2 separate regions of the Homo sapiens genome follow, and region 2 is linked to region 1. Evidence: chromatin contacts called from ENCODE Hi-C or POLR2A ChIA-PET data. All regions are on one chromosome and are shown on one strand. The core of a region is the stretch at or near the end of the contact, and the rest is flanking DNA. Distances in the headings are between cores, read along the strand shown. Region 1 holds the start of SPRR2A (small proline rich protein 2A). Region 2 holds the start of PRR9 (proline rich 9).

Evidence for each region. Hi-C counts contacts between places; a loop is a spot of excess contacts on that map. ChIA-PET counts read pairs that join two places held with the same protein, here RNA polymerase II (POLR2A). Pooled maps may share reads with other maps.
Region 2: a map of dorsolateral prefrontal cortex shows a loop between it and region 1 (2.1-fold over the local background). The contact joins the promoter of PRR9 here to the promoter of SPRR2A in region 1. A Hi-C loop is called at or near these places in 1 of 168 maps with a recorded cell type or tissue (dorsolateral prefrontal cortex) and 5 of 50 pooled maps. POLR2A ChIA-PET finds 5 or more read pairs at or near these places in 1 of 52 experiments (H1).

What each region holds. Positions count from the first base shown.
Region 1 is chr1:153,054,279-153,061,157 of GRCh38, forward strand. It overlaps SPRR2A (small proline rich protein 2A), which reads right to left and starts at 3,234. Exons shown (of 2, transcript NM_005988.3): 1 at 3,193-3,234; 2 at 1,842-2,476. The coding sequence starts at 2,457. The coding sequence ends at 2,239.
Region 2 is chr1:153,212,736-153,219,252 of GRCh38, forward strand. PRR9 (proline rich 9) reads left to right here and starts at 4,849. Exons shown (of 2, transcript NM_001195571.2): 1 at 4,849-4,884; 2 at 5,390-6,517. The coding sequence starts at 5,410. The coding sequence ends at 5,760.

The sequences.
Region 1 (6,879 bases), core at 1,984-4,483:
GTAAATTAGATCAACTATTGAAGAAAACAGTGTGGCAATTACTCAAAGAACTAAAAACAGAACCACCATTTCAACCAGCAATCCCATTACTTGGCATATACCCAAAGGATTATAAACCATTCTATATCATAAAGACACATGCGTGTGTTAAGTTCATTGCAGCACCATTCATAATAGTGAAGACATGGAATAAAACTAAGTGCCCATCAATGATAGACTAGATAAAGAAGATATGGTACATATACACCATGGAATACAGGTACATAGGTGGAGCTGGAGGCCATTATCCTTAGCAAACTAATGCAGGAACAGAAATTCAAATACTGCATGTTCTCACTTATAAGTGTGAGTTACATGATGAGAAAACATGGACACCTTAAAGAGAACAGCAGACACTGGCACCTACCACAGGGTATGGAGAAGGAGAGGATCAGGAAAAATAACTAATGGGTGCTACGATTAAACCCTGCGACATGAGCTTGCTTATATAACAAACCTGCACATGTGCCCCTGAACTTAAAATAAAAGATAAAAAAAGCTACGCTGAAGAGGGTGTAAAGAAAAAAGAAGCCTTGTGTACTCTTGGTGGGAATGTAAATTAGTACAATTGCTATGCAAAACAGTAAGAAGATTTCTCAAAAAACTAAAAGCAGAACTACTATTCAATCCAGCAATCCAGCTGCTGTGTATCTATCCAAAGGAAATCAGTACGCAAAAAGGATGCCTGAACTCCCACGGTTATTGCAGTACTGTTCACAACAGAAAAGATGTGTAAGCTAAGTGTCCATTAATGAATGAATGAATAAAGAAAATATGTATATACACACAATGAAATACTAGTCCATTGTAATAAAATGAATGAAATCCTGTCATTGGCAGCAACACAGATGGAACTGGAGGTCATTATGTTAAGTAAAATAAATCAAGCAGAGAAAGACAAATATTGCATGTTCTCACTCATATGTAGGAGCTACAAATGATGATCTATAAAGGTAGAGAGTAGAATGAGAGATACCAGAGGCAAGGAAGGGTGTTCAGGGGGATGGGGAATGAAGAAATACTGGTTAACGAGTAAAAACATATGGATACATAAAATGAGTAAGTTTTAATATTTGATAGCAGAGGAAGGTGACTACGGTATACAACAATGTACTGTGTTCTTCAAAATAGCTAGAATTAAAATGTTCCCAATAAAGAACAATGATAAATGCTGCAGGGGATGAATGCCCTAAATTTCCTGATATCCTGACTTGATCATTACACATTCTATTCATGTAAAAAATCACATGTATGCAGTAAATGTGTACAAGTATTATGAATCAATACAAATAACATTAGAGAGTCTTCTTATTTCCTATGTTAGTTACACCCAAGCCACTCTCTTGCTGGAACAAATATGGTAGTGGTTGTAGTGGGGAGTGATGATGATGAGGAGGAGGAGGAGGAGGATGGTGATGGTGAAAACAATGATAATATGTTGCTGCGAATACAACTCTATCAAATGACAGCTAATTACGTGTCAGGCATTGTGCCAACCAAATATCAGATAGTAATCAAATTTTATGCCTTAGACTAGTTTGTAATGTAAATGTTATTTTGCTCACTTTGCAGTAAAGAGAAGTTGTCAATTCAGAGAAGTTGAATAATATCCTCCTCAAATCAATCAAATGCTAATTAGGGAAAATAAAAGGGGTTTAAAATGATACAGAAATAATCTTTGGTATGACTCCAATTGTGAGATCCTGCTGTGAATCAAAGAAAGATTGAAATAAATCCAAAAGATTACATACTATTGCTAATAAAGCAGATTTGAAAATAAACAAAAGATCCATTCACAAATATATATGCATAGATACTTTATTCAGGGAGTGAAAGATAAGTGACAATTGCAAAGGTGGTAGAAGCTCGTGACCAGGTGACAGACAGACACAGAACACATCAACAGAATTCTCTGATGGTTCCCAGGGAGAGAGCTGCTGCTCTTTCTTCCGAAGCTCTGGGAGCTGGCACAGCCCAGGACTTCCTTTGCTCAGTCTCCACCTGGACAGTGGCAGTATGGCAGCCTCAGAAAAGAAACTTTTTGCTGTCAGGGATCATCATGGGCAGATTACTGGCTAAGGAGAAAGAAGCTCCCTGTGTATCCATGGTAGGCTTTGATGAGAAGATGAAGGTGGAGCTGTGGAACGAGGTGAGCCAAATATCCTTATCCTTTCTTGGTCCTGATGAATTCTGAAGCTGTTACTTGCTCTTCGGTGGATACTTTGACTGGCAGGGTGGGGAAGGTGTCACAGGAGGATATTTCTGCTGGCACTGCTGAGGTGGGCAGGGCTGTGGACACTTTGGTGGTGGGCAGGGCTCAGGGCACTTCGGGGGTGGACATGGCTCTGGGCACTTTGGCGTGGGGCACACAGGAGGTGGCTGGCAGGGCTGCTTGCACTGCTGCTGTTGATAAGACATCCTGCTGGAGTCTCAGGATCTGAAAGAAATGATACAACAGTGTTCGTGGGAAGGGAATCCTCCAGAGAGAGAAGCCAAAGCTTGTGTAATACCATGGCATATTATTTCTCCAATCTCCAAGAAATTATTTAAATTCTTAATTACCTTTTCAAGACTTTCTGGTTTCTCCCTTCCACTTTAACAAATTGCTTCATTGTCCCTAGGAAATCCTGTGTTTTCTCATACAATTTTTCCAAATAAATTATCTCTGTTATAAAGAATCAAGCATCTTATTTCCCTGAAAATAACCAATTCAAGAAAGGCAGTCACAAGTTCAGACACCCTGGGCAATCTAATATGCTATTCCTATCATCATTATCTGTTATAAAGTCCAAGTGGGCTGACTTGGGCATAGAGCAAAGGGCTGCTCAGGGAGAATTGTAGTCTTTCACACCTGCTAAGACACAAACCTTTGTAAAGGACACTAGAAAGACAGAGAATAAAGAAAAATACTTTGTTCTTTTTTCTTCTTCATATCAAAGGTTACCCCTTAACTTCTCTGTCCATATGGATACCTACCTGTATAACAAAAGAAAGCTAAAATAGCATATAATTGTGCTCTAATCTTAAATTTTCATCCACTAAGTAGCATCAAGTCAATTTTCATAGGATTGGATCCACCAAACTTGCCATATTCAGATTAAACTCAACATTTCAGGGCACAAAGAACAGAGGAACTCAAGGAAGCCGACTCACCAGGTTCTCCAAGGCAGATCAGTGCTCAGGTACCAGGGGTTTAAGAGTCGTGCAGCAGAGGATCTCTTTATAGAGCCTGCTACCCCACCCAGCAGGAAGTGAAACTACCCAAAACAATGCTGATCCAGTAATTTCTTAAGCCAGATGCAAATTTATCCATGACTGGCATGAGCAGGATACTCAAAATAGGAAATATCCTGTTCTGAAATCTCTCCTCTGGGTTAAGCTCTCCTGACTCACAGAAGCCATGCCTTGGATCTCAGTTTCAGTGACTTATGGCAAAGAGGGACTTGGGGGAATCTCTAACTGATGGTCAAGGGATCTCTTTCTTAATTGGGAACAAAGATATTTTCCTGTCTTACACCTTCCCTAAATCATAAAACTTCTGCCCTCATTCACTTTACCTGAATGCCTTATTGTTGTACATGAACTCAACTGTACCTCTACTTTCCTCATGCAATTTGCCAATGTGCTAGGAGGAAGGGGAGACCTAACAAAGGCCTGAGTTCTAGCTCAAGCCTTTTCTTTGCTCTGTTGTATGACCACAGGCAAGTCACTTCTCCTCCACGGAACTGTAAACAGGGAGAATAATACTTACCCCTGAGTTTGCAGGCATTGACCGCATTGTGCCACCTGATGACCCTGTTCGAGCTTGAAATTTTTTCTTCTACCTCTTTCTTTCTCTCATAAAACCCCAGATTTTACCTGTATTATCTTCCTCTTTAAAACTGTCTTCTCTAATCCATTTGTAGAGGCATTTGTCTCCCAGGATAGATTCCAAAGTGAGATCGAGTCTCCCTAGCACGTTTTCTACTTGCTGCCCTTAGGGATGTGTACTATAACTTTTTATTTATAAAAATGTACTCTTGGACACCACCTTAAGGAAGTAGAGAGAATGGAACCAAAGTTGCAAGCATTCACTCAAAATCTATGTATTGAAACTTGCCTATGTTCAATACATTTTACATACATTTTTAGTATAATTTGAATATTTTAAATATTACATAATCTCCCAAAACATTCTGTAGTGTCCTGTGAATATCCTATAGAGAACAAGCTGCATAGACTCATGTTATCATATGTAAATAATTAGAAGTAGGTTTGCAGAGTGCAGAAGTTCAGAGCACTTAAAGTCTGAAATCTAGAGGAAAATAAAAGCTAAGTGTAATCCAATATGTATTCTTGCTCTCTATTTCCAAACAGGTTTTAGGTGTTTGAAAGACAGTGTTTTAAAATTTGTTTGTATGTTCTTCCTTTGTTTTTTCCGTAGACCCTCTAGTCCCACAGTCTGCTGGATTATCAACTCACACCCCAATGTACACCTCTCATCTGTCCATTTTGGTACATATTGTTCACTTAACACATATGTTGTCAATGCATTTAGTGATTGTTCTTTCACATCTTTTTTAAGCTCTTTTACAATCATAAGGTTTTCTAAATATTGTATATTAAGCATTTAAAGTGATATTGCTAGAGCTTCCTTATCTGGACCATTAATCAGGAAGCTTTCCAAGAATGTGGTTTTGTAAGTAGATAAGAAGAAAGGGGAATGAGGAAGAGGAAAGACAAAATCATCAGAGCAGTCACCAGCTATGCTCCAGGAAGAACATGTGTTGAATGAACCCAGCATCACATCCCTCAGTTAAGCAGGTTAGGTACCCAGAACTGCTATTTCTCCTGTCAGTAAGGAAGGGCTTTTGGCTAAGATCATCACTGGCCAGGACACTACAGAAATAGAGCCAACATATCAGAACCTTGAGGCCAGGTGTTTACAAATGGTGTTCTCACCAAGTGTTTCCTATAGACTATTACACATGTCAAGCACTTCACTGGGCAAAGTAAAGGGCCTTTACTCAATAGGTCCCCTACTACTCCCCAACAGCCTCACATCACATCTAAAACACAAATCCTTAAAGAAATATCTGATTTGTGCCATGCAAAATTGAAGAATTTGCTGCCAGATGAGATCACTGTGTGAGATAACACAGTCTGAGTCACACCCTGCGACACCCCTTCTGAGAACACCGCATTCCAACAGGAGGCTTATCACACCAGTGCAGGCACTAGAATGGCAGCAGCCCTAGTGCCCCCCGCATCTCAGACAGGCTCACTTTACAAGTTGAGGTGGTGAACTTGAAACTCAGAGTTCCACACAGAGCAGCCACATGAGGAACGGCCACAATATGAAGAGGGGCAGCTAACAGTCACAGCTTCCCCAAGTTAGGACATCCAGGCCTTGATACATGGAGCGAGGCATACTTCACACATGCACACACACACACACATACACACGCACTCCATGGGTCTTTATTTATCTATCATCTATCTTCATGTCTAAAGAGCTTAGCTTTATGTTTCTTAACAGTCTGATAGCCTTAGATTCATTCCTATTATTTCTACTTCCTAATTTTGTAAGGGATCATTAAGTACGAATTATTAGTTCATAAAAATGACAGGAAAGAACAAAAACTTTTATTTGGTGTAATATTTGATTCAACATTTTATCTCACATTTTACTATGATACATTCTGCTATACAAAATAGTGCTGGCAAGTGAAGATTTAAAATAAAATATGAAAAAACAAAGAAACAGGAATTGTTGCAAAATATTCTTGATATGTTAAGAGAAATGGTAACTACCAGTCCCCATGCATATCTGCCTTCTGCTTTTATTTCTGAATAGCAGGCTTAGTCTCCATTGTCCTTCCATAATTCGATGAATTAGATAAACATATGGTAGAATTCTGAAAGTAATTAAGAAGAATGTTTTGGGAGATTATGTAATATTATTTAAAATATTCAAATTATACTAAAAAATGTATGTAAAGCATGATAACATTTTCATTAAAAGATGGGAAACATAAAACAACATACTAAATGTGATTATATATGGCTGGTATAATTACAGATGATGTTTATGTTCTTATTTAACTTTTCAAAGTATGCTTCAAATGTTACCTATTATTGAGTAAGGAATCTTAAAATTCTACTTTGAAAAGCTAACAAGAGACAAGCCTGTCCATTGCTCAGTTAGTGAGATAGTGGGTTTTTTGGGTTTTTTTTAAGCATTATTGGCTAGACACTAAAGGTGGGGCAGGATGTAAGTAGCAGTAGTTTTATTGTAATAGCTCTACATTTGATCACATCCCTTCTAAAATCTCTCTCGAAGAAAACTCCAATAATAATCCCCCTTCCTCAGAGTATTGACATATACACACAGATGTTTACAAATGGTGTTCTCTCCAAATGTGAGAATCGTAGTAACCACAGACACCCAATAGCTGTATGTGTCTGTGAAATCATTCACCAAAATTGGGAGATCATTCTAGGATAACAAAATCAGGAATGAGTTTGTCTACTATCCAAGAGCCAGGTGGATAGAAAGCATAAATTGGCCATAATATGATGAAATTGGAAGAGATGGATGATTAGCAGGACAGGTAGTAAGGATAGTAGAACGTGGTGATAATAATAGTAACTACCACTAAATTGTCATGAGAAAACAATTAAATCAGAGACTGCATATAAATACTTAGCACAGGCTACAGATAGTGCTCAAAATGCTAAAGTAACACATTGTTAATGAAAGAAATAGAGACAAAATATCAATTTCAAGTTGTTTATGGTTAAGAAAGATACTTGCTTTCTCTTTAAGATCTTTTATATTATCCTTATTTTAACTGTGTG
Region 2 (6,517 bases), core at 3,599-6,098, 160 kb after region 1:
TCATTAAATCAGATTAACTCCAATCTTGCTGGAGGGCTGGGGATGATCACAGAAACAACTTAGTCACCTTATCTTAAGATTTGGGGTGAGACAATTTTTCCAAAGCTTTCTAATCCACAACCCCAGATACTGGGCCACCAAGATTGATTTTTGAGGACTCAGGCCCCAAATACTCCCACTCCCCACCTAGGAAAAGACAGGTCACCTAAGGTCAATCAGCCACTGGGTGAGCCACTGCCGCATGCAGAAGACAGAAGACTGGGTCTTCCTATGGGTACATTACAACCTGACCAAGGAAAAAGTGCCCACACACGTGTCCACACACTACAAAGTTACACAGTTACCCAGGCTACCCATTCGTGATCACATTTACAGTATCACAGAATGTCAGAGATGTGATGGACCTGACTGAAAGTCTAACTTTCCTATTTTAAAGATGATGAGGCCAGGCCACTTACTGAGCTGAGGAAGACTGTGGTAGGAGGAGTTTTTGAGGCAAGATCAGGAGTTTGGCTTTGGGCATGTATTAGATGTTCTATGACACACACACGTGGAGAGATAAATACATGGCAGAATTTGAACCTGTTTTAAAGAAAAATGTGCAGTGTCTCACGCCTGTAATCCCAGCACTTTGGGAGGCCAAGGGGGTGGATCACAAGATCAAGAGATCGAGACCAGCCTGAACAACATGGTGAAACACCGTCTCTACTAAAAACACAAAAATTACCTGGGTGTGGTGGCATGTGCCTGTAGTCTCAGCTACTTGGGAGGCTAAGGCAGGAGAATCGCTTGAACCTGGGAGGCAGAGGTTGCACTGCCCCGAGATCACGTGCCACTGCACACCAGCCTGGCCGACAGAGCAAGACTCCATCTCAAAAAAAAAAAAAAAAATTCAAGTCAAAGACCAAGTATTGGAGGGACAGAGCAAAGGACATAGAACAAGAAGAACCAGGGAAATCAAGGAAGGCTTCATGGAGGAGGTGAGTCCTGAACTGATTCAGATTGCACTAATATTCATAAGTAGCTTGATGGCCCTAAGTTTTGGAGCATACATTGTCTAATTTATTCCTCACAAGAAATCTGTGAAATAGTATTTTCCTTTCTCAACAAGAGGAAATTGAGATTATGAGAGGTTAAATCACTTATCCAATATTGCATATACTCTATGTGATAGTCAACCCCAGATGAATGGAATCCTGAGTTCTTTCTCCATATATCTCAGTCGCTCTTTTTTGTTGTTGTTTGTTTTGTTTTGCTTTGTTTTTTGAGATGGAGTCTCACTCTTTTTGCCCAGGCTGGAGTGCAATGGCACAACCTCAGCTCCCTGCAACCTCCACCTGCTGGGTTCAAGCGATTCTCCTGCCTCAGCCTCCCCATTAGCTAGGATTACAGGAGCCCGCCACCACGCCCGTCTAATTTTGTATTTTTAGTAGAGACGGGGTTTCACCATGTTGGCCAGGCTGGTCTCAAACTCCTGACCTCAAGTGATCCACCTGCCTCAGCCTCCCAAAGTGCTGGGATTATACGCGTGAGCCACCACGCCCAGCTCAGTGCCTCTTTATCAAAAGCTAGCCTTTGATTGAGGATGCTGACATGACAAGTAGGAATATATTTAAATGAGGGAATGGTAAATGAGATTTTATTCTTCATCTGAGGCTCCCTTCCTCAAGAGCTCCCAAGAGCCTCCAGCACTAGGAAGGTTATTAGGTTTCTACTGCTTCTGTGACAAGTTACCACAAATTTAGTGGCTTAAAACAACAAAAGTGAATCCTATGACAGTTCTGGAGCTCAGAGGCTGACAGAAGTCTCACCAGACTGAAATAGAGTGCCTGCAAAGCTGCACGTCTTTCCGGAGGTCCTACTGGAGAATCTGTTTCCAGACTGTAGAAGCCGCCCTCATTTCCGGCTCGTGGACTCCTTCCATATTCAAAATCAGCAATGGCCAGTTAAGTCTTTCTCAAATCACATCACTCTGACAGACTCTTCTTGCTTTTAAGAGCCGTACACTTATGTTGGCCCCACCTGGATAATCAAGGATAATCTCCCTATTTTAAAGTAGTCTGATTAGCAACTTTGATTTTATTCACTACTTTCAGTCTCTCTTGCCAAGTAACCTAACGTGTTTACAAATTCTAGCGATTAGGTGGCGAACATATCTAGGAGGCCATTATTCTGCCTACCACAGAAGGACTTTGGGGTCAATTTCAAGATTGTTCCACTGTCATGAATCAACTTGATGGCAGGCAGGGCATCCAGTGAGAGGAGTCAAACTCTGGGCTCTACCTAACTGGGCTCACCTCCCCTCCATGAGAACACGATCTAGTCTCTTGTTCTGCACATTTCTATTTAGTCTCCTTGTCCTGGGGCTTAACCAAAGTCACAGGCATACATGACATGAGCAAGGTCATCTCATGCATCCTGTCACAGGAAACTTCCAGAAATCCCAGCTAAGAAGGTCTCTTCCCGGATTCTCTTGCTCATTCCTTTCCTAAGCTGGCCTCCATCTATCCTTTCATTTCACTTGTATCTCTGTACTTCAACAGCCTCCCAACAAGGATTCTTTCCTAGAGGCCACCTGAAATGCCCTTGTCCACCGTCCTTGCCTGGGTAACTCATACTGTCCGGTAAGACAAAGCACAGACATCCCCTCCCCCAGGAGCCTTCCATGACCTTCCACCCAAAACCAAGGAAGAGGCCTTCTTCTGGAGCACAGGGGCTTACCTCTGGCCATATTCTCCATGGAACTGTGAGTCATTTTGGAAGGGAAATGCATCGACATCACATAGGGGCCATGAGTGACTGAAAGAACATATTATTAAAATCTGTGATGAATTCCTTGCTTTCTAGGACACAGGAGAGTTGCTTTGTCTCTTCAACAGCATTCTAAGAAAAGATGAAAAATACAAAGAGGAAGAGAATTGAAAGGAGGAGATGAAAAAGGAGGAGAAAAAGAAGGATGAGTCTCCCCACCCTACACCTACTCTCCCAGATGCCCCAAATGACTTTTTCTCTTCAGATATACACCTGGGTATTCCAAGTCCTTCCACTCTCAGGCCTCTGTCTACTGCCAGGACCTCAATGGGGCTCATGGTGATGTCACATTAACCTCTGAGAACCAGTCTCAAAGGTCAAAAATGCTTCCTGATCTCCCCAGCTTACCTTTTAAAAACTTTTCAGGTATCAAGCATCCAAAACCTATATAAACATTTGAGACATTTTTGATTTTAGCCAAATATTCTTCTTAGGAAATGACTTAAACCTACCCCTTCAAGTTAAGAGATTGAACATAACTTTTTTTTATACTTTAAGTTTTAGGGTACATGTGCACAACGTGCAGGTTAGTTACATATGTATACATGTGCCATGTTGGTGTGCTGCACCCAGTAACTCGTCATTTAACATTAGGTATATCTCCAAATGCTATCCCTCCCCTCTCCTCCCACCCCACAACAGGCCCCTGTGTGTGAGAACATAACTTTAAATTAAGGAGAAAGGAAGGGAACATCATCATATTTAAAGACCCTTGAATTTGGTCAACTTCAGCAAACACAGAACCACCATTTTAAGGAAATGGGGGCTTCTTTCAAAGTAAATCTTTTCCCATTTTCAATTAAATGAGATTTTCCTCTACTCCCAGCTCTCCCACATCCACCTTCTGTATTCCTTCATTAATACATTTACCCCATCAATAATCATTTGTCTTCCATCATCTTCCACTTACTATACCTATGGCATAGTACCTATCCTCTAGGAACTTATAACCCAGGAAAAAATAAGATCTATATATAAATATCTGGAAAGTCCTAATTTCAATAGTAAATGTCATATGAATAATATAAATAATAGATACCATGGGAGTGCATAAAGAGGTGGATTCATTTCTGGTTTAGAGTAATCAGGAAAGGCTCTCAGAGGGTGGTAGACATGAGTAAAGCTTTGCAGAATGCTTAGGATTCCCACAGGCACAGGGAGAACACACCAGGTAAAAACTAACAGCCCAAACTAGAAAGTAGAGGTAGAGAAAACTGGGTGTGTTTGCTTTGAAACTTTTCCTTTCATCCCCTGACTTTTATTGACTTGAGTTCTAAGAAAACGTTTTCCAGAAGGCAAAGAGACAAGTTAACTTTGTTCCAGCCTGTTCTCCTGGTCACTATGAAAACTCTGTGAGTAACTCCACTTTCATAAGGGTGTCATAAATCAAGGTTGAGAAGATGAAGATTGTCTGCCTTCTCCTTCCTCTCTCTTCCCCTTCACCCCACTTCACAACCCAAGAGTAACAAATGAACCGCAATTTCCCTCAAGACCATCACGCAGGAAAATCACTCTCTTCAGCAGGCTGAAAGCCCTTTGTTCGCTTGGAACCACAGGACGAGCCTTCATCCTTGCATCTGAAGGGTGACTTTCTAGGCTTGATGAAGAAGTGTCTGCAACAGGCCATACAAGCCCTTGACCCAGAGAGGCCCCAGGCCTTAGGCATAAAATCTTCCCATTGGTGAAGATGAGATGAGCAAGGTGGATCTTATCTCTCACCACATCCTGTACCAGTTTGGGCAGACAAGGAATCCTGGTTGAACAGACTGAGATAACACTTTATGAACATTCTTTTCCTGCTGCCTCTGATGAGAGAGATCTGAGAGAAGCCCCTCCCTGCTGAGGTCTGGTGAGGACCCACAGGCCAAAATGCAGTCTGATTAACAGGCATCCCAAGCAGTGACTCAAACCATCGGCAATTTCAGAGGAAGCTTGTTATGGTGACTCCACAATTAATACCACAGCCCATGTGACCAGTCAGTCCCGCGGGAGGCTGGACTAAGCAACATATAAAAGTCCCACCTTGCTGGGCTTCACAGTCCACAGCCTTTGTTGAGTCTTGTTGAAGATCAGGTAAGTGGGGCATCTGTGCCCTCTCTCTCCCTGTTACTCTGTCTTTAGGCGGCCGCTGTTCTGTTCCTCTTATGGACTGTACTTTCTACTGATTTTTTAAGTGGTTTGCCATTTCTTGGGCCTCACAAACTATCCTGTATATTCTATCCAGACTAGAATTTGCCTATCTAGTCTAGTCTCTTGCACCTGATTTTCAAAAGGATTCGTAGACTAGAAGAGAAGGGAAAAAAACCTGTGGTAAGACTGGGGTTTGGAGCTATGGATGTCTAGACAGAGGCCAGGAGAACACTCCCACTTTGGAGACAGGTGCCACAGGGAGCTGCAGCCAGGATAGAAAAGAGAAAGAGATAAAAAGCAGCCAAGAAATTAGTTCTTACTTCCACTCCTCATTCCATTCCATTAGTTCTTCCATCCACTCCTCATTCCTCTTTCTCAACCCTTCATTCCCCAGTTCCCATGCTGATATTTTTAATACAGATAATTTCGAATCTTGTGTTTTTTTCAGGCTCTGCAAATCACCCTAGGATGTCCTTCAGTGAGCAGCAGTGCAAGCAGCCATGTGTGCCCCCTCCATGCCTCCCAAAGACCCAGGAGCAGTGCCAAGCAAAGGCTGAGGAGGTGTGCCTCCCCACATGCCAGCACCCCTGCCAAGATAAGTGTCTAGTGCAGGCCCAGGAGGTATGTCTTTCTCAGTGCCAGGAATCAAGTCAAGAAAAATGCCCACAGCAAGGCCAAGAGCCATACCTACCTCCATGCCAAGACCAGTGTCCACCTCAGTGTGCAGAGCCATGCCAGGAGCTATTCCAGACAAAATGTGTGGAGGTTTGCCCACAGAAAGTCCAGGAGAAGTGCTCATCCCCTGGCAAGGGAAAGTAGCTGCTCATATGTCATCTGGGTTCAAGAAGATGGCCAGCAGATGAAACCCTGACCCCAGCCCACGCTCTGGTGACCTTCTTCTGTGGGTACCTCTGTGTGCAATGTACCTTCTTGCCTCCTGGCTTCCTTAGCATTCCAGGACTTGGTCTGTGTCTCTGAAGACAGTTCTTTCTGTATTTCATCACCCTCTGTGAATAAGCATTGTTCTCAGCAGTCTGATGGAAGGTCTCAAATGTAGGAATGGTGTGGTTGTCAGGGAAGACCACAGAAGCCTAGCACAGCTTCCTTGGTGCAAAAATTCACCCAGCTCTGGGTGTGTAACAGCCAAGGATACCTTCATTCATCTTTCAGAGTTTCAGGCTCTCAAATAAGCCTCAAAACAAACTGAATTCTGATGGACTTTCCACTTATCACCACCACCACCACCTCCACCACCACCACCACCACAGGTGTTGAGACAAAGCGGCTTGCGGTGTTTCAAAAATCAAAAATTTGGTGATTTTGTCTCTGTACACTAAAAAGAACAGCAAATTATTGAACTTTGAAATGTTGGTTGTGCTTTTTTAAAATGAACCGAAAGTATGTAAACGATTGAATCCAAACAACCAGAAGGGAAAGATAAGATGGATGTTTGGTGCCCTTGTCAATCTCTGTGCTTCATAGCTGGTCTAATGTGGGCCCTTAGTTCTCACCATGTACACTCTTTAGAGATGTGATTTGTGTCTGTGTGATGCAGGCTGGTCTGTTCTCCAGCTTC